Regions from separate parts of the Homo sapiens genome. Here region 2 is linked to region 1. Evidence: read pairs that join two places in POLR2A ChIA-PET (ENCODE). Cell type or tissue: CD4-positive, alpha-beta T cell. All regions are shown on one strand. Each heading gives the region's core, and the rest is flanking DNA. Links, peaks and the distances in the headings are about the cores only. Region 1 overlaps ZNF710 (zinc finger protein 710). Region 2 has its middle 24 kb from the start of ARPIN-AP3S2.

Region 1 (9,469 bases), core at 974-8,973:
ACCCTGTCTCTACAAAAAAGTTTTATAAATCAGTCGGTGGCACGTGTAGCTGTAGTCCCAGCTACTTAAGAGACTGAGGTGGGAGGATCGCTTGAGCCCAGGAGGTTGAGGCTGCAGTGAGCTATGATGGCCTCAGTGTACTCCAGCCTGAAAACCCTGTCTCAAAAAAAAAAAGAAAAGAAGTGGGTTGGTCTCTTTCGCAATCACCATTGTAAAGGATTTTCTGATATTAAATACATATGCTCTATTGTGTGTTTATTTCTGGGAGAACTAAGAAAACTGTTGGAAATGTGAGGATTTTTAGTGTAGTCGGAAGCTGAGAATAAGTGATCATATTGCGACCCAACTATTTTCCCTTTCTTCTTTCCCTGCCCCCAGCATGTTATATATATGGAATCGAAATGAAGTTAGAATGGTCACTACAGAAAGCAGGAATGTCCACCCTCCGCATTTAAATGGGAAACTATAACTTTTGTGATAACTCTTGGTTATGTGTGTTTTTGTCTTCTGGATGGTACCTGAAATGCCATCCCGGACCCCATCCCGTTCTCGGTGGGACTGCAAGGATATGGGCTTCCAGACTGGGAAGACTGTCCTGCATGTGTTTGGTAAAAGACAACGGCTAAAACCTGGGGCACATCAGAATGTCCTCGCAAGGACCAAGTCCAAGCTGGCCCCTTGAGAAGCATCAGGTACCCTTTGGAAGCTGGTAGTGCTGGTCAGTTTAATCTCACTCTGTGATGTCCGATCCTCGGGCCCTGGGCTCACAAGCCATCGCTTCCCATCGTGGCTCCATTCTGTAGCTGCAAATCACAAGACTGTAGACTTGCCATTACCCAGAAGCAGGTCACCTCTGAAATTCAGAACTCTTCCTGTCCTCCCACTACACAGCACTCCTTGAAGCAGCCCTGCCCACCCCTGCCCCAACCTGGGAAATCTGTGCCCACTTCCCTGGTCCATTCCCCATGTGCCCACCATCAGCCCCACTGCTTGTTCCTCTGTGTCCTGCCCTGGCTTCCTCCCTAGGTCTGGGCACCCCACATCCTCCTATGCCTTAATTCTCTACCTACAGCTACAGTCACACCTCTCTCTCCCTCCCCAACCCCAACCTGTGTCACTTCTCTTTACCCTAGGATTTCACAAAGAAGAGTCCACTCTGTCCCCACTTCCTCTCTCCCCCTCTTCTCCTTGCCAGCTCAACAACAGTGGAGCGTTTCAGCCCAGCCCACTCTCACTCCAGCTGGCTCTCCTAGAGGTCCCTGGCCACCTACTCATGCCCAGTGGCCCATCTTGTGTGACTTCCTCTTACCTGACTGCCCGGTGGCCCATCTTGTGACTTCCTCTTACCTGACTTCTCCATAGCAGTTATTGTCATGAATAGTCTTCTCCACCTTGGGTCTGGCTCATCACTCTGGGTCCTTTTCCTACCTCTCTCATCTGTTTTTTTGTACCATTCTTTCCTGTTGCTATGCTTTGGTGCCTTGGCCACAGTTCATTGCTACTTGCTTACCTACCATGACTGTGGTTTCAGCCTGTATAGGACTCTTGGCCTATGATCCCTGTCCTCATGTCTCCTGTAGACAGCCTAGGGCTGGATTTCCTTTTGTTTTTAATCTAGTCTGATATCTGTGCTCTTTAACCAGAGAGTTCAAGCCATTTGCATTTGTTATGGTTTTGGAAATAGATGGATTTCTTTTTTTTGAGACAGGGTCTCACTCTGTCACCTCGGCTGGAGTGCAGTGGCAGATCTCAGCTCACTGCAACCTCCGCCTCCTAGGCTCAAGTGATCCTCCCACCTCCGCCTCCCAAGTAGCTGGGACCACAGGCATGCACCACCACAGCTGGCTAATTTTTATTTTTTTTATTTTTTGTAGAGATGGGGTTTTTCCATGTTGCCCAGGCTGGTCTTGAACCCTGAGCTCAGGCTATCCACTTGCCTCAGCCTCCCATAGCGCTGGGATTACAGTGTGAGCCACCGCACCTGGCCAAAACAGGATGCAGATTTCTTTCTACCATCGTATTTGGTGTTTTCTATGTGTTCTTTTTCTGATTCTTCTGTTCATTCTTTTGAATTGATTGAAAGATTTTTTTCTTTCCTTCAGTCCGTTTTTTCTCTACTGCTTTGAAACTCATATACTCTTTTTAAAAATTTTTTATTTTTAGAGAAAGGATCTTGCTGTGTCACCCAGGTGGGAGTGTAGTGGCAGGATCATAGCTTACTGTAACCTTGATTTACTGGGCTCAAGTAATTCTCTCTCCTCAGCCTCTTGAGTAGTTGGCCTTGAATTTGAACTTCTGTTTTTTATTGTTGTTGGTTTTTTGTTTTTTTTTTTTTTTTTTTTGAGACGGAGTCTCACTCTGTTGCTCAGGCTGGAGTGCAATGGTGCAATCTCGGCTCACTGCACCCTCTGCCTCCTGGGTTCAAGTAATTCTCCTGCCTCAGCCTCCCAAATAGCTGGGATTACAGGCATGTGCCACCATGCCTGGCTAATCTTTGTATTTTAGTAGAGATGGGGTTTCACCATGTTGCCCAGGCTGGTCTTGAACTCCTGACCTCACGTGATCCACCCATCTCGGCCTCCCAAAGTGCTGGGATTACAGGCGTGAGCCACTGCGCCCGGCCTAGCCTCCTGAGTAGTTGGGACTACAGGCATGGAACCACCACTCCTGGCTGGTTTTATTTTTTAGAGGCAGTTCTGGCTATGTTGCCCAGGCTGGTCTCGAACTCCTGGCCTCAACCCATGCTCCTGCCACGGCCTCCCAGAGTGTTGGGATTACAGGTGTGAGCCACCGTGCCTGGCCTGAAAGGCAGACTGTGTAATGTTCAGTTGGTGTCTATATATTTTTTTCAAACAATGTAAAGACCTTAGAATGCTTTATATAAAGTCACCACTGTCCCTCCCCACATTCCATTGTCATACAATGGTTTATGTTTCTGTCTTTAATCCCACAAATTGGACTCTAATTATAATGTTATATACACTTAATCCTTTGTTTTTATTTTCCACATATTTACCTTTTACTCACATTTTCCCTTTCATCTCAGGTCTTCTTTCTGGGATCAGAACATCATGTGGCAAAGGTCTTTTAGTCATAAGCTTTCAGTGTCCGTTTGGCTGAAATCTTATTTCATCCTTATTCTTTTTTTTCTTCTTCTTCTTTTTTTTAGCCTAGAATATATATAATAATGGCTTCATCCTTACTCTTAAAAGATAGTTTTGCTGGGTATAAAACATTAGCCTGACCATTATTTTCTCAGTATTTACAAGCGTCATTCCACTGTCTTCAGGCTTTCATTGTTGATATTAAGAAGCTGGGGGCTGGGCGTGGTGGCTCACGCCCGTAACCCCAGCACTTTGGGAGGCTGAGGCAGGTGGATCATGAGGTCAAGAGATTGCGACAATCCTGGCCAACATGGTGAAACCCTGTTTCTACTAAAAATACAAAAATGAGCTAAGTGTGGTGGCGTGTGCCTGTAGTCCCAGCTACTCGGGAGGCTGAGGCATGAGAATCGCTTGAACCCGGGAGGTAGAGGTTGCAGTGAGCTGAGATGGCGCTACTGCATTCCAGCCTGGCAACAGAGGGAGACTCCATCTCAAAAGAAAAAAAAAAAGAAAAAGAAGTTGGTAGCCCAAGTATTGTTCCCTTAGATAAATTCTTCTCTGTGGTTGTTTTGAGTGTGCATTTTTTTTTTTTTTTTTTTTTTTTTGTAGTCTTGCTCTGTCTCCCAGGCTGGAGTGCAGTGGCACAATCTTGGCTCACTGCAAGCTCCGCCCCCCGGGTTCACACCATTCCCCTGGACTACAGGCAACCGCCACCACACCTGGCTGATTTTTTGTATTTTTAGTAGAGACGGGGTTTCACCGTGTTAGCCAGGATAGTCTCGATCCCCTGACCTTGTGATCCACCCGCCTCGGCCTCCCAAAGTGCTGGGATTACAGGCGTGAGCCTCCATGCCTGGCCAACTTTTTCATTTTTAATCTTTTTTTATTCCGGGTGTTTTCAGGGTAATTTTTTTTTCCATGAACAGAGCAATGAAGGGGTAATTTCTTGTTTTCTAGGTCACTAATTCTCTCTTTAGTTATCTCTAATCCCTGTTTAGCCCTTCACTGAGGTATTTTTAATATCAATATTAACTCATAGATTTAATATATCTAATGTGTTTTACTCCATTGCAGTTGTTATTTTTGATGCTCATCCATTGAGCTTGTAATGTGAATGATTATTTTTTTTTATTTCTGGGTTTCTATTTTATTATTTTTCAAATATGCTCGGTCTTTTAAAAAACAATCTCTTACTCCTTGTGTTTTTTAATTCCTCACTTTATTTCTTTAATCATATTAAACACGTTTATTTTGTATTCTGTATCCAATAAATCTAATATCTAAAGTATTTGCAATTATAGTTGTATTGTTTGATGCTTCTGCTGACTTCCACTCATGAGGGTGTGTTCCTTAGGTGTTCTGTGATTTTTGCTTTTTGTTTGTTTATTTATTTAGTTATTCATTTGAGATGGAGTTTCATTCTTGTTGCCCAGGCTGGAGTGCAGTGGCACAATCTCGGCTTGCTGCAACCTCCACCTCCCCCGGGTTCAAGTGATTCTCCTGGCTCAGTCTCCTGAGGAGCTGGGATTACAGGTGTGTCCACCACCATGCCTGGCTAAGTTTTGTATTTGTAGTAGAGATGGGGTTTCACCATGTTGGCCAGGCTGGTCTCGGACTTCTGACCTCAAGTGATCTGCCCACCTTGGCCTCCCAAAGTACTGGTATTACAGGTGTGACCACTGTGCCTGGCCAGGTGTTGTGTGATTTTTGATTGCAAGCTTATGCTTATTAGGATTCTATCTGTGAGAATTCTTTGAGGTATAGGATGAGAGTCCCTTCTCAGGGAGGATGTGTGTTTCCTTCTGCTAGGTACCTGAAGGGCCTACAGATGGATTCATTTCTCTATAATTCTTAGCTTGCAGTTTTGACAACCAGAACCTAAACCCACATAAGAGCCTGCCAATGACCACAGATTCTCAGAGGAACCTTTTTTTTAAAACTCCACCCACAGCTAACACTAAGATTACTTCCTTCCTGAATACATATCACCAGACGCTCTCCTTTGTCCCATTGTCGCTATATTGCCAAATGCCTTCTCTCGATTTTTGGTCAAAGTCCTAATCATTTCAGGTCCAATTAAAAACTCAGTATCTCTTGAGCCTTCCCCACACCATATGTTGCAAAATTATCTGGTCTTTCCACATTCACAGCGTTCACAGGCCACTGTTGCATTACCTATTAGTCTGTGAGTGTACACGTTCGGACCCCACACTGGATTCTGAGCTTTTTGAAAGCCCAGAGCTGTATCATTTATTTCTGGAGCCCCAGTTCCTGGCTCACTGTTGTGCAGAGTAGTTGTTTCATAGATATTTATTGATCAAATAGAATTTATGGCAAAACCAGTACTTCTCTTCTTTTTGAATAGTAATAAAAAAAAAAAAAATCACAAGCCCAAGCACCCCCGGTCTTGGACAAAGCCAGTTTACCTCTTTGGATCTCAGTATCCTTAGCTGTAAAATGAAAGGATGCTCTGAGGTCTCTACTTGTTCTAAGACACTGACATCCGATGCAGCTGTGTGGCTGTCAGTCACAGTACCATGGATCAACTCTTGACTCACAAATTGAATGAAGGGATGGGAGGGCTGTGGTAAGAAAGAGTGTAATTCTGAGGTAACTGGGCATGAGTTGGAAGAGAGGAAGGAGAAGGGACTTCAAGATGGGTTAATATAAAATAAAGATGGCAGAACCAGGCATGATGGTGTGTTCCTGTAATCCCAGCTACACTAGAGGCTGAGGTGGGAGGATCAGTTGTACCCGGGAGTTTGAATCCAGTCTGGGAAACATAGTGAGACCCTATCTCTTAAAAAAAAAAAAAAAAAAAGATGGCATTTAAAAAATTATGACCTGGTTTAACTAGATGGCCATCTAAAAAACGAACACATTAAAACAAAATAAATTTCAGTTGGGTTAAAGATGGTAAATATTTTTAAAAATGAACTTGGAGAAAGTACTTTCTAAGAATGACTTAAAACCCAGAAGTCATAAGAGAAAAAATTAATATATTTGACCCTATGCAAGTAAAGAATTTCTTCTTGGCAGAATCCATCATAAAATCAAAGGAGTCTCCCAGTTCTCAAAATTGGGAAAGCATTTTTGCAACATATATCATGGAGCTCATTTCCATTTCCTTAATATCTAAAGAGTTCCTACAAGTCATTAAGAAAAAGACCATCAACTGAATTTTTTTTTTTTTTTTTTTGAGATGGAGTTTTGCTCTTGTTGCCCAGGCTGAAGTACAATGGCGCGATCTTGCCTCACCGCAGCCTCTGTCTTCCAGGTTCAAGCGATTCTCCTGCCTCAGCCTCCTGAGTAGCTGGGATTACAGGCATGCACCACTACCCCAGCTAATTTTGTACTTTTAGTAGAGATGGGGTTTCTCCATGTTGGTCAAGCTGGTCTTGAACTCTTGACCTCAGGTGATCCACCCGCCTCAGCCTCCCAAAGTGCTGGGATTACAGGCATGAGCCACTGCGCCTGGCCCATCAACCAAATTTTTAAAGCAGGCTAAAAACACAGACAGTTCACAGAAAAGGTTCTGAACCATATGAGAATGTGAGAGCCCACTAGCAATAAGAGAAACACAAGTTTTCTGTGGAGATGTGTTGGTGGGGAACAGATACTCTCATAGTTGTTGATAGAGGTGTAAATCAGTACAACTTTTATGGAGGAAATTCTGGCAATAGTTATTAAAATTAAAAGTGCACGGGCAATTTCTCTTTTGGAAATTTCTCTTAACAGATAAATTGTACATGTGTGAAATGATGCATTTTTCAAGATAGTTAATTGCATCATTGCTTGTAAAAGGAAAAGAGAAAGGAAACAGCCAGAATGTCCGTCACTAGAGAACTGGTAAATAAATTATCCAGCCACCATACAATGCAATTCTTTTTTTTTTTTTTTTTGAGACGGGGTCTTGCTCTTGTCATCCAGGCTGGAGTGCAATGGCGCAGTCACAGCCCGCTGCAGCCTCGACCTCCCAGGCTTAAGCGATCCTCCCACCTCAGCTTCCCAAGTATCTGGGAACACAGGCGCATGCCCGTAAATACTGAGAAAACCCACCCAGCTAATTTTTAAATTTTTTGTAGAGACAAGGTCTCACTATATTGCCCAGGCTGGTCTCGAACTCCTGGACTCAAGCAATCCCCCCTTCAGCCTCCCAAAGTGTTGGGATTACAGGCGTGAGTCACCGCGCCCAATGCCATACGATGCAATTCTGTGCAGTTGTAATAAAGAATGGACACGCCCTATGTACCAATGTACACTATGTACCAACTAAGACATTTTAAGTGAGAGAGAGGGATAGAATGCCTGCTTATGCAGTAGCTCCGCAAGGATATCTAGGAGGCTGGTAACAGTGGTTTCCCACAGTCGGGGCTGACTTTTCATGGTGTATCTTTTTCTGTATTTTGAATCTTGTACCTTGTGCACATACTACCTAATAATTTTTTTTAAAGAAGGAAAAAAGGATGGGTAGAAAGAAAGGAGGGTAGGCGGAGGTGGGGAAGAAGTCTTTCACCTTTGCTCTGCATTTTCACATAGACGATTTCAGTTAATACTCTCCAGAAACTGGTGCAAGGTTATCATTTTTAGACCGAGAAACTGAAGCTCAGAAGTCTGAAATGACTTGCCCAAGTTCATGGAGAGAGTTAGCCTTGGAACCTGGCATTGAATTCAGTCCTGACTCCAGAGCCATTGGACTCATCTCTGTCAGTTTTCTTTTCTTGCTTTCTTATATTTATTTTATTTTTTTGAGACAGGTCTCACTCTGTCACCCACGCTAGAATGCAGTGGTACGATCATAGCTCACTGCAGCCTCAAACTCCTGGGCTCAAGTGATCCTCCTGCCTCGGCCTCCCAAGTAGCTGGGACTACAGGCATGTACCATCATGCCTGGCTCATTTTTAAATTTTTTGTAGAGGTGGGGTCTGTGCTGGTCTCAAGCTAACGGCCTCAGTGATTCTTCCACCTTGGCTTCCCAAGGATTATAGGCGTGGGCCACTGTGCCTGGCCTCTTGTTTTTTTTAACCAACATTTCATTGGTCAAGGACAAATGGCCATACACCATAGCCTAGACCCATCTCTGCAAAGGGAGTGACTGTAAAGAAACTTCCACTCCTGCCTCTGCAGCTGGCTTGTGCCTACGGGGCAAAAGCTCAGGCAGTAGGTGGTAAAGGCAAGCCCAGAGCCCAGCCAGCCACATCAGACACTTCGAGGAGGATTACGGATTGGCTCTGCAGTCCTGCCTTTGAAGTTCCCAGCTTTTATCAGAATGTCTGAACCTTAGCGTTATTTCAAGGGAGCTTTTCTTTCTGTCTGTAAACTGGCCTCAGGTAGGTGCCAGCTGCTGCCAGGTGCTGAGGGAGCATTTCCTGGCTCCCTAAGCTGGTGCATTCACTTTGTTTTATGGCAGGGAACTTTTTAGGGGTAAAGGCACTTGGTACTTGGAAGATTCTGGGAGAATAACTTTTTAAAAATATTTTTCTATTCAGAAGTGCCATTGGATAGCATGTCTTTAATTAAAGGGAGGGAGAGGTGCATTTTTATTATTTGTTTCCCAGAACCACCTGTGCTGTTTTTCAAAGTAGGGTATTGACTGCTTCCTCCTTGCTGATGAGAAATGCTGTATGGAGAACAAAGCTGAAAGTGTTGGCCATATATAATACAAGGCTGTAATTTACAGGCTATAGCTTCACCAGGGGAAGAATTTGATGTCTTTAAGAGATACAAAATCATCCAGCTCCGGCTGTCCTTGTGTGTGGTGCCATATTTATTTTCTAACTTGGAGTCATCATTCTTTAAGAAAGAAGCAGGGTCCTTTTGGGCTGAGGAATGCTCTCGGGGGTAGGAAGTTTTCGGGATCTGTGGGCCTGAGCTGGCATGTCCAACATCCTGTCACTATACTGCTTGGCATCTTGCAAGGGATGCATCCTAATGACCCATCCTGTCCACTTTTGTTTGGTTACTTGGTGAAGGTGGGAGTGTCTTGAACAGCATGGTGCTGTTCCCCTGGAAAGTTTATACTCATCAGTGCCCAGTTGTTTGCAGAATTCGAGAATGGATGGGAAGCACCCAGGAAACGGTTCCCAAATGGATGCATTTTGATATCTGAAATAGACTTTAAAGCTTTTGGCTTTTGATCATAAAGGGACCGGCAACATTGAGACACCTCCCCACTGCTCCTCAGGTTTTCCTGGTGCTTGAATAATTAAGGCCATGCCCTATGGAATCTCCTTCCTTGGGCTCCAGGGCATCTCTCTTAGCAAAGGCTAGCTTCTCACTCACAGTGTGCTGTGAGCGCTCTGGACGTCCTACCCAGCATTCTGCTCCATCATCTTCTTGTGTTCTGTCTCCCCCAGAAAAACTTC
Region 2 (9,469 bases), core at 811-8,810, 77 kb before region 1:
GACTGTCTAATGGCAATTTGTTTTCTGGCATTGCTGCTTCAATGTCATCTTCCTCATCGTCTGGGAGCACTCATCTCCATCAAGATGTCTTGAATCAGCAGCTTATGTTTTTAGCTTTTTCTTGCTCCTAAGTGTTGGTGGTCTTCCAGAGCACTACCCTACCTTCTGAGCTCAAGTTCCTACCCTGCTACTCCTGACTGCAGGCAGAGGCCTCTGCTATCCTGTTTGGTACAAGCAGGGGAGGAAAGCAGGGAGCCAGACGCTTATTCCTACTGTGATGCCTGAATTAACCACCTTCCCGGTGTCCCAGAGCTTCCTTCTGTTCCCTGTACCTACCATCTCCGAGCTCAGAGCCCACAGCCTTGTTTTAACATTCATGTCATCGACATTTTTTTCAGAGTCCAGGCTAGTGGTCTTGTAGAAGGACTCTATCTTTTTGATCCTCAAGGACGGCTTGAGGCCAGAAGTTCAAGATCAGCCTTGGCAGCATAGCTAGACCCTGTCTCTACAAAACATTTAAAAAATTAGCCAGGGCTGGGTGCGGTGGCTCACGCCTGTAATCCCAGCACTATGGGAGGCAGAGGTGGGAGGATCACTTGAGACCAGGAGTTTGAGACCAGCCTGGCCAACATGGTGAAACCCCGTCTGTACTAAAAATACAAAAAATAGCTGGGCATGGTGGTGGGTGTCTGTAGTCCCAGCTACTTGGGAGGCTGAGACATAAGAATCGCTTGAACCCGGGAGTTCAAGGCTACGGTGAGCTGTGATTGTGCCATCACACTCCAGCCTGAGCAACAGAGAGAGACATACATGTCTCTAAAATCTAAAAAAAAAAAAACCAAAAAAATTAAACTAAATTAAATAATTTAGTTTTTTTAAAAAATTAAGTTAATTTAGTTTTTTAAAAAAATTAAATTGAATAATTTAGTTTTTTTAAATTAAATTAAATAAATTCAAAATTTAAAAAACATAATTTTAATAACTGTGTAAAAATCCATTTTATGCATGTGTAGTAACTTGTTAAATCATTCTCCTATCACAACATATTTGTTTCCACACTTTCATTTTTCTAAATGTAGCAGGGTCTTAAAATGCAGCTCAACTATATCTGGGATGTAAAGAAAAAAATGCAGTTCTTTTATTTTTTCTACTTCCCAAGTTCTCTTCTCTGGTTAGTGTGGGGGGAAAAAGTTACCTTGAAAACTTAGTCCTATCCAGTAAGCCTTATACACAGGTCTCAGTCTCTCTAAGAAAAGCAGTCCAGCTTCCGCTCCTGTCCCAAGTGGCAGCCGGGGAGTATTAGGGGCAGGACTGTGGCTGCTGAGATCCCAGGGGCAGGAGTGGGAGGGAGGCCGAGGGGTCTTTGGCTGTGGGTTTGCTCAGGCCTCTTCTGAATCCAGGGTGATCCCCTCTGGCAACTTCACAGCCCACCCTAGTGACATCAGGATCCCATTCACCCCATGGGGGCTGTACAGAAGTTCAGGAAGGCTGAAGCTCAGATCCTTGCTCTGCCTGCTCAAACTGTGCCTTAATTGATGAGACTGTGCCTCGGAGAGTTACAGGGCTTCCTCTAAGGCAGCCTCCTTCAGGGGCTCCAAGCAGAAGAGAGGCAAAGCCCCCCTCACCATGGGTATCGCTGAGTTACTGACTTCTCTAACTCTGGTCGCATTTCTGCCTGAATCCCTCTCCTCCTTTGCTGCCTTTTTTTGTTGTTGTTTTGTTGTTGAGACGGAGTCTTGCTCTGTCACCCAGGCTGGAGTACAGTGGTGCAATCTCAGCTCACTGCAACCTCTGCCTCTTGGGTTCAAGCTATTCTCATGCCTCAGCCTCCCAAGTAGCTGGGATTACAGACATGCACCACCACGCCCAGCTAATTTTTGTATTTTTAGTAGAGACGAGATTTCACCATGTTGGCCAGGCTGGTCTCGAACTCCTGACCTCAAGTGATCCGCCCACCTTGGGCTCCCAAAGTGCTGGGAGTGAGCCACCGAACCCGGCCCTTCACTGCTTTCTTCTTCCCACTTTCCCCATGGCCTCAAACAGGCAGGCTTCCACCTTGCTCTGCCACACACATCCCTCCAGCGAGGCAGCAAGCCTTGAGGCCCACAATCTAGGCTGAAAGGGCTCTCTTTTCCACTTAGGGGACAACTCTACAGGCTAAGTCCTCTGGTCTTGGTTGTTGAAGTGCTAAAGGATATCTGTGCGTAGGATCAAAAGAAAATAATTTGGAAGATCTCTTAAGACAAACACCTATTTTGCAAGGCTAATGTCTTGCTGCATAATCTATTTTGAATGTCAGAACTAGATATTAATTACTTCTCCTCTCCTCATACTTTCTATAATTTTGCATTTCACCACAACTAGCACCATCAGTTGTAAGATGCACTGTTATTTTAGGTACTCCTAAGAAAGAAAAACAAACTGCCAATTAAATTGTGAACAATGCATTCTTATTTAGAATTTTGGTTTACACTCATTCAAAAAGCTCTTTTTAGACTTATTTAGACATATATTTTTATATATCATCTTGTGCATATGTAAAAAGGAAAATCTCAGTGAAATAGTTGGAAGGTATTTCTATAACTTCTTTACAGAAGAGACTGATGTAGACATTGATTCTTCTGAACCCCTTTTCATATCAAAGTCGATAATGACCGTGTCTTTCTATACAGCATTGCTGCCTGTGCATTGAGAGAGTTGTTGATACGGGATCTCTTCATCCAGTGCTCCACCACTGCCTCTGGGATTGCCTTCCCAACTGTTGACACTCATTCTGCAAGTTTTTTTGTTTTTCATTTTTTGAGAAAGAGTCTTGCTCTGTCACCCAGGCTGGAGTGCAGTGTGTACGATCTCGGCTCACTGCAACCTCTGCCTCCCGGGTTCAAGCGATTCTCCTGACTCAGCCTCCTGAGTAGCTGGGATTACAGGTGCCCGCCACCATACCTGGCTAATTTTTTGTATTTTTAGTAGAGACAGGGTTTCACCATGTTGGCCAGACTGGTCTCGAACTCCTGACCTCAAGTGATCCACCCGCCTCAGCCTCCCAAAGTGCTGGGATTACAGGCGTGAGCCACTGCGCCTGGCCTCATTCTGCAGGTTTTTATGCTGCACCTCCTGTCCCTTTTTCTTCTTTTAATCTTATAGAAGGTGTTAATAGAAGGTTTTCAGATCAAGTTTTCATATATGCAGACAATGACAACCATATCGAAACTACTGCCTGGCCAACAGCTATTGTCAGCAAACATTGATTATAGGGACACGTATCAATTTCAAAGAAATAATGAATTCTAGTAAACCTTAATACTTTTACTTCCCACACCTCTTCTGCCTCTAGGCAGGCTGGATGCTTCAAGCCACACACAGAAGGTTCTGTACTTGGAAAGGCTCTTTGATACTTTGTAAGATATTAATCCTATTACACAAATACTGCTGGAAAGGAAATCTTTGAATATAAAACTTCGACTATAATTCTGCTATTTCTTCAGATAGAGTCCTAGAAGAGAGAATTTAGATATTTAAAAATAAGGCTGACTATTCTTTCTTTCTTTCTTTCTTTCTTTCTTTTTGAGACAGGGCCTGGCTCTGTTGCCCAGACCGGGGTGCAGTGGCGTGATCTCAGCTCACTGCAACCTTCGCCTCCCAGGCTCAAGCAATCCTCCCACCTCAGCCTCCCAAGTACCTGGACTACAGGCACACACCACCACGTCTGCCTAATGTTCGTATTTTTTTGTAGAGATGGGTTTTGCCATGTTGGCCAAGCTAGTCTCGAACTCCTGAGCTCAAGCGATTTATCTGCCTCTGCCTCCCAAACTGCTAGGATTACAGACATGAACCACTGCACCCGGCCTATTCTTTTCATGAATACAAATCACACTTTTTGGATCAGATGTGAAGTAGGCACATAGATACACACAGACACACAGACACACACAGACACACACACACACACACACACACACACACACACAGTGGCAACACTGGAAAACAGAGTGCTCTCAGTAGACCATAAATGATCAGGAACCTCTGAAAGGCAGAAGGAGAATGAAGCTAGACTACAGGAGGAAACCACAGCCTAAACCACATGCAAGAAAAGATTGCTCTACAAGTCAAGAGCATCTTAGGGGCTCTAAGCTTGGAGACGGTAGATACGGGGAAGAGGAGGAAGCTCTGGGGCACCATGAAGGTGGTTAATTCAGGCATCACAGTAGGAACAAGGGTCTGGCTCCCTGCTTTCCTCCCCTGCTTGTACCAAACAGAGGACAGCAGAGGCCTCTGCCTGCAGTCAGGAGTAGCAGGGTGACAGGGACAAGCTGAGATAAATTCAGTCTATCCCCCAGGCCCTGCGGGCCCGGTCAGTCACCCCGATGGCCAAGAAGTTAAGGAACTGCTGCTCTTTGCATGTGAGGTGTGCAATAAGAGGTTTAAGTATTGAGGCAAGCTAGCCATCCACAAGAGATCACACACAGGAAAGAGATTCTTTCAATGTAATCTCTGTGGGAAGCGCTTCAGGCAGGGCATAGGCCTGCAATTTCACCAGCAAACCCACACTGGGGAGAGGCCCTACACGTGTGACGTCTGCCAGAAGCAGTTCACCCAGAAGTCCTACTTGAAGTGCCACAAGAGAAGCCACACAGGGGAGAAGCCCTTCAAATGTAAAGACTGCAAGAAAGTTTTCACCTACAAGACGAATCTGAAGGAGGACCAGCGCATCCACTCCGGAGAGAAATCCTACAAATATGTTCCAAGCGTCCAAGAGCCTTCGGTCGGCCCGCGACCTTAAGACGCCACCAGAAAACACTTCCAGAAACCACTTCGCAGTGACTTCGTCATCAGGTCTATGTCTTCTGCACCAAGAAAGTGTGAATGAAGATTTTTCACCGATGTTATCAGATGACGTTTGACACATAATGGGCGCCTGGCACACAAAGGAGTGCCCTAGATAGGAATTCCCAGGATGTTTGTTTAAATCTTTTTCCTCCCCAGTGAATTTTGGTTTTTGTTTCATTATGTCTATTGTTATAGGTTTATTTTGGCTTGTGTTGCTGTTCTTTCAATAAACATCTTATTAGTTTTCAATATTTTGTAACAACAACAACAAAAAAGGAGTAGCAGGGTGAAAACTTGAGCTCAAAAAGTAAGGCAGTGCTCTGGAAGACCACCAACACGAGAAAAACATAAGCTACTTGCTCAACCCACCCAGCAAAGTATCCCATTCCTCTACCATAATAATTGGATTCAGGATGTAGCAAACAGTCACAGTGTCACACACTGGTCACATTAGTTAGTAATGTTTAGCAAATAATAAGAAATCTGACTAATAATGACTCAAGCAAAAAAGACATTTAATTAAATTACATCACGAGATGTCTAGAGATAGGTGGTTTCAGGTTTAGTGTCTCTAACTCAAGGAAGCTATACAGAAAACAGATTTTCTACCTCTCCACTTCATCATCCTTAGTATACAGCTTCCTTATGGTCATGTGATGGCTGCCGCACTTCAGATATAACATTGAGAGGTGAGGCCAGCTGGACTTCCTGGGTCGAGTGGGGACTTGGAGAACTTTCCTGTCTTACAAGAGGATTGTAAAATGCACCAATCAGCGCTCTGTAGCTAGCTAGAGGTTTGTAAAATGCACCAATCAGTGCTCTGTAAAAATGCACCAATTGGCGCTCTGTAGCTAGCCCAAGGTTTGTAAAATGGACCAATCAGCACTTTGTAAAATGGACCAATCATCAGGACATGGGTGGGGACAAATAAGGGAATAAAAGCTCCCCTCCACACCCCCCCCCACACCCCCCCCCCGCCCGGCCAGCCAGCAGTGGCAACCTGCTTAGGTCCCCTTCCACACTGTGGAAGCTTTGTTCTTTTGCTCTTCACAATAAATCTTGGCTGCTGCTCACTCTTCAGGTCTGTGCTGCCTTTAAGAGCTGTAACACTTACCGCAAAGGTCTGCTGCTGCATTCTTCAAGTCAGCCAGACCACAAACCCACTGGAAGGAACCAACTCCGGACACAACATCATGTCGAAGGAAGAAGGGAAAGATGTGGTGTCACTGAGTTTTCACTCATAAAAGTGTCCCTTTTATGATAAAGTAAAAGTTTTCCCAGAAATTCCTGAGTAGGCTTCCACTTACATCTCATTGGCCAGAACTTTGTCACACATCAGCCCTGCTGCAAGAGAGGCTGGAAAAAAAACGGAATTGGAATTACAACAATTGATTTAGAACAATCATGATTTGTTACCTGAGCTGGCTGAACATGCAATTGCCCAAACTGAATTAACTTTCTGCTCTTTAGGAAGCAAGAAGTGAGCAATACCTATGACTAGCCCATTGTCAAGGTCTTCTGTGAAAGCTAACAAGGATGCTCAAATACAAAAGACAGTCGCACATCCAGGAATCAAAAAATATTTGAGGAAAAACACAACCTTAAAACAGAGATACCAAACTCAGGAAACAGAGAAATCAGGGAGACTTTAGATTAATTATATACACTACAATACAGTATATATAGATAGATGGCTAGGCTACGTGGCTCACACCTGTAATCCCAGTCAAGTAGGAGGATTGCTTGAGCTCAGGAGTTCAAGACCACCCTGAGCAATATATTGAGACCTTGTCTCTACTTAAAAAAAAAAAAAATTGCCGGGTGTGATGTCACGTGCCTGTGGACCCAGCTACTCAGGAGGCTGAGGTGGGAAGATTGCTTGAGCACAGGAGACCACGGCTGCAGTGAGCTATGATCACACCACTGTACTCTAGCCCGGGTGACAGAGTAAGACCCTGTCTCCCCCACAAAAAAACCCATGGAGAGTCCTCAAAAATTTAAAAATAAAGCTACCATATGTGATTTATATATCCCAAAGAAATGAAATCAGTATGTTAAATAGATACCAGCACTCCAATGTTTCCTGTAGCACTATTCATAATAGCCAAGATAGGTCATCAACTTAACTGTCAATGGATGAATAGTTAAAGAAAATGGTGGTATAGGCAGGGCGTGGTGGCTCACACCTGTAATCCCAGCACTTTGGGAGGCCAAGGTGGGCGGATCACCTGAGATTGGGAGATCAAGACCATCCTGGTTAACATGGTGAAACCCCATCTCTACAAAAAATACAAAAAATTGGCTGGACATGGTGGCATGTGCCTGTAGTCCCAGCTTCTCAGGAGGTTGAGGCAGGAGAATCACTTGAACCCAGGAGACGGAGGTTGTAGTGAGCTGAGATCATGCCACTGCCCTCCAACCTGGGCAACAGAACAAGACTCTGTCTCAAAAAAAAAAAAGAAAAAAAAAGAAAAAAAAGAAAATGTTGGTATACATACACAGTGGAATACTATTCAGCCTTTCTTTCTCTCTTTCTCTCTTTCTTTCTTTTCTTTCTTTCTTTTCTTCTTTTCTTTCTTTCTTTCCTTCCTTCCATCTTTCCTTTCTTTCTTTCTTTCTTTCATTTTTTATTCTTTTTTGAGATAGGGTCTCACTCTGTCACCCCAGCTTGAGTGCAGTGGCACAAATACAGCTCACTGCAGCCTTGACCTCCCAGGCTGAAGCAATCCTCCCACCTTAGCCTCCCGGGGAGCTGGGACTACAGGCATGTGCTACCATGCCCAGCTGATTTTTGTATTTTTTTGCAGACACAGGGTTTCACCATGTTGCCCAGGCTGGCCTCAAACTCCTGAGCTCAAGCAATTCGCTCTCCTCGGCCTCCCAAAGTGCTGGGATTACAGGCAGGCACCACTGCACCCGTCAGCCTTTAAAGACAAGGAAATCCTGTCATTTGCAACAACTAATTAAGAAACAATGTTTTTGTAGAGGTGAAGTCTTTCTATGTTGCTATGGATGAACTTGGAGGACATTATGTGAAGTGAAATAAGCCAGACACAGAAAGACAAATACTGAATGATCTCACTTGTATGTGAACTGTAAAAAAGTCAAGCTCATAGAAGCAGAGAATAGAATGGTGTTTGCCAGGGACTGGGGAGATGTTGGTCAGAGGATACAAAATTTCAGTTAGACAGAAAATATAAGTTCAAGAGACCTATTGTACAACCTGGTGACTATAGTCGAAAGCAACGTACTATATACTTGAACATTGCTAAGAGAGTAGATTTTAAGTGTTCTTAGTACAAATAAGTATGTGAAGTAATGCATACATTAATTAGCTTGATATAGCTATTCCACAGTGTTTACATATCTCAAAACATCATGTTGCTCACCATATATGTACAATTTTATTTGTCAATTAAAAAAAGAAAAAAAAAAACAAATGAACTGTACCCAGTGACAGTGTGGTGACATCTCACAATATCAGAGATAAAAGATAAGTCTTGGAGTGGGTTGTGGCGGCATGCGCCTGTAATCCAAGCTATTTGGGAGGCTGAGGCGGGAAGACCACTTGAGGCCAGGAGTTCAAGACCAGCCTGGGCAACATAGTGAAACACCCATCTCTAAAAATACTTTTTTAAAGAAATCCTTCCTTAAGAGAGGAAAAACAGATCAACTAAAAAGGGACAAAAAATTGGATTGGCATCAGCTCTTCTTTTGGTAACACTGGATGCAAGAAGATAATGACAAAGTCTGAGGGGGAAAAAACGTTTATTTTTATTTTTCTTATTATCTTTTTTGAGATGGAGTTTCACTCTTGTTGCCCAGGCTGGAGTGCAATGGTGCAATCACGGCTCACTGCAACCTACACCTCCCGGGTTCAAGCAATTCTTCTGCCTCAGCCTCCCGAGTAGCTGGAATTACAGGCATCTGACACCATGCCCGGCTAATTTTTGTATTTTTAGTAGAGACGGAATTTCACCACATTGGCCAGGCTGGTCTTAAACTCCTGACCTCGGGTGATCTGCCCACCTCGGCCTTACAAGGGGGAAAAACATTATGAGCCCAGAAATCTATCCCCACATATACTATCCACCAAGTGGAGAACAAAACACGTCCATTTCAGACCTTTGAGATCTAAAACTTTTTTTTCTTTTTTTTTTGAGACAGAGTCTCGCTCTCGTTGCCCAGGCTAGAGTGCAGTGGCGTGATCTTGGCTCACCGCAAACTCCGCCTCCCGGGTTCAAGTGATTCTCCTGCCTCAGCCTCGCGAGTAGCTGGGACTTCAGGCGCACACCACCACACCCGGCTAATTTTGTATTTTTAGTAGAGACGGGGTTTCTCCATGTTGGTCAGGCTGGTCTCGAACTCCCAACCTCAGGTGATCCACCCGCCTCGGCCTCCCAAAGTGCTGGGATTACAGGCATGAGCCACCGCGCCCGGCCAAGATCTAAAACATTTTACCAGCCAAGAACCACATATGAAAGAATTATTAGAGGATGTGTTTCAACAAGAAAAATTAGGAATTTGTGGCAGACAGACACTAAGAGGGTCCCCAGTGATCCCCACCTGTTGGTGTTCACTCCCTTGTGTAATGCCCTCTCCATGAGTGTAGGTGGGCCTGTGACTTGCTTCTAGCCGATAG

The links. Peaks named below come from ENCODE experiments on the same cell type or tissue, not always from the same donor. Only the 100,000 strongest peaks of a DNase experiment are listed, where the experiment ranks them.
Region 2: POLR2A ChIA-PET joins it to region 1 with 7 read pairs; 7 of 35 experiments call an interaction of 5 or more read pairs at or near these places.

What each region holds. Positions count from the first base shown.
Region 1 is chr15:90,008,607-90,018,075 of GRCh38, forward strand. The region is part of intron 1 of ZNF710 (zinc finger protein 710); the gene reads left to right. Among named protein-coding and RNA genes, the nearest start is that of MIR3174, 6.6 kb to the left of the region's middle. In CD4-positive, alpha-beta T cell, for the core only: no CTCF peak of the experiment used is centred there; DNase peaks (open chromatin) are centred at 5,005 and 8,334; H3K4me3 peaks cover 408 bases.
Region 2 is chr15:89,932,189-89,941,657 of GRCh38, forward strand. It overlaps the pseudogene LOC100421368. Among named protein-coding and RNA genes, the nearest start is that of ARPIN-AP3S2, 24 kb to the left of the region's middle. In CD4-positive, alpha-beta T cell, for the core only: no CTCF peak of the experiment used is centred there; a DNase peak (open chromatin) is centred at 4,043.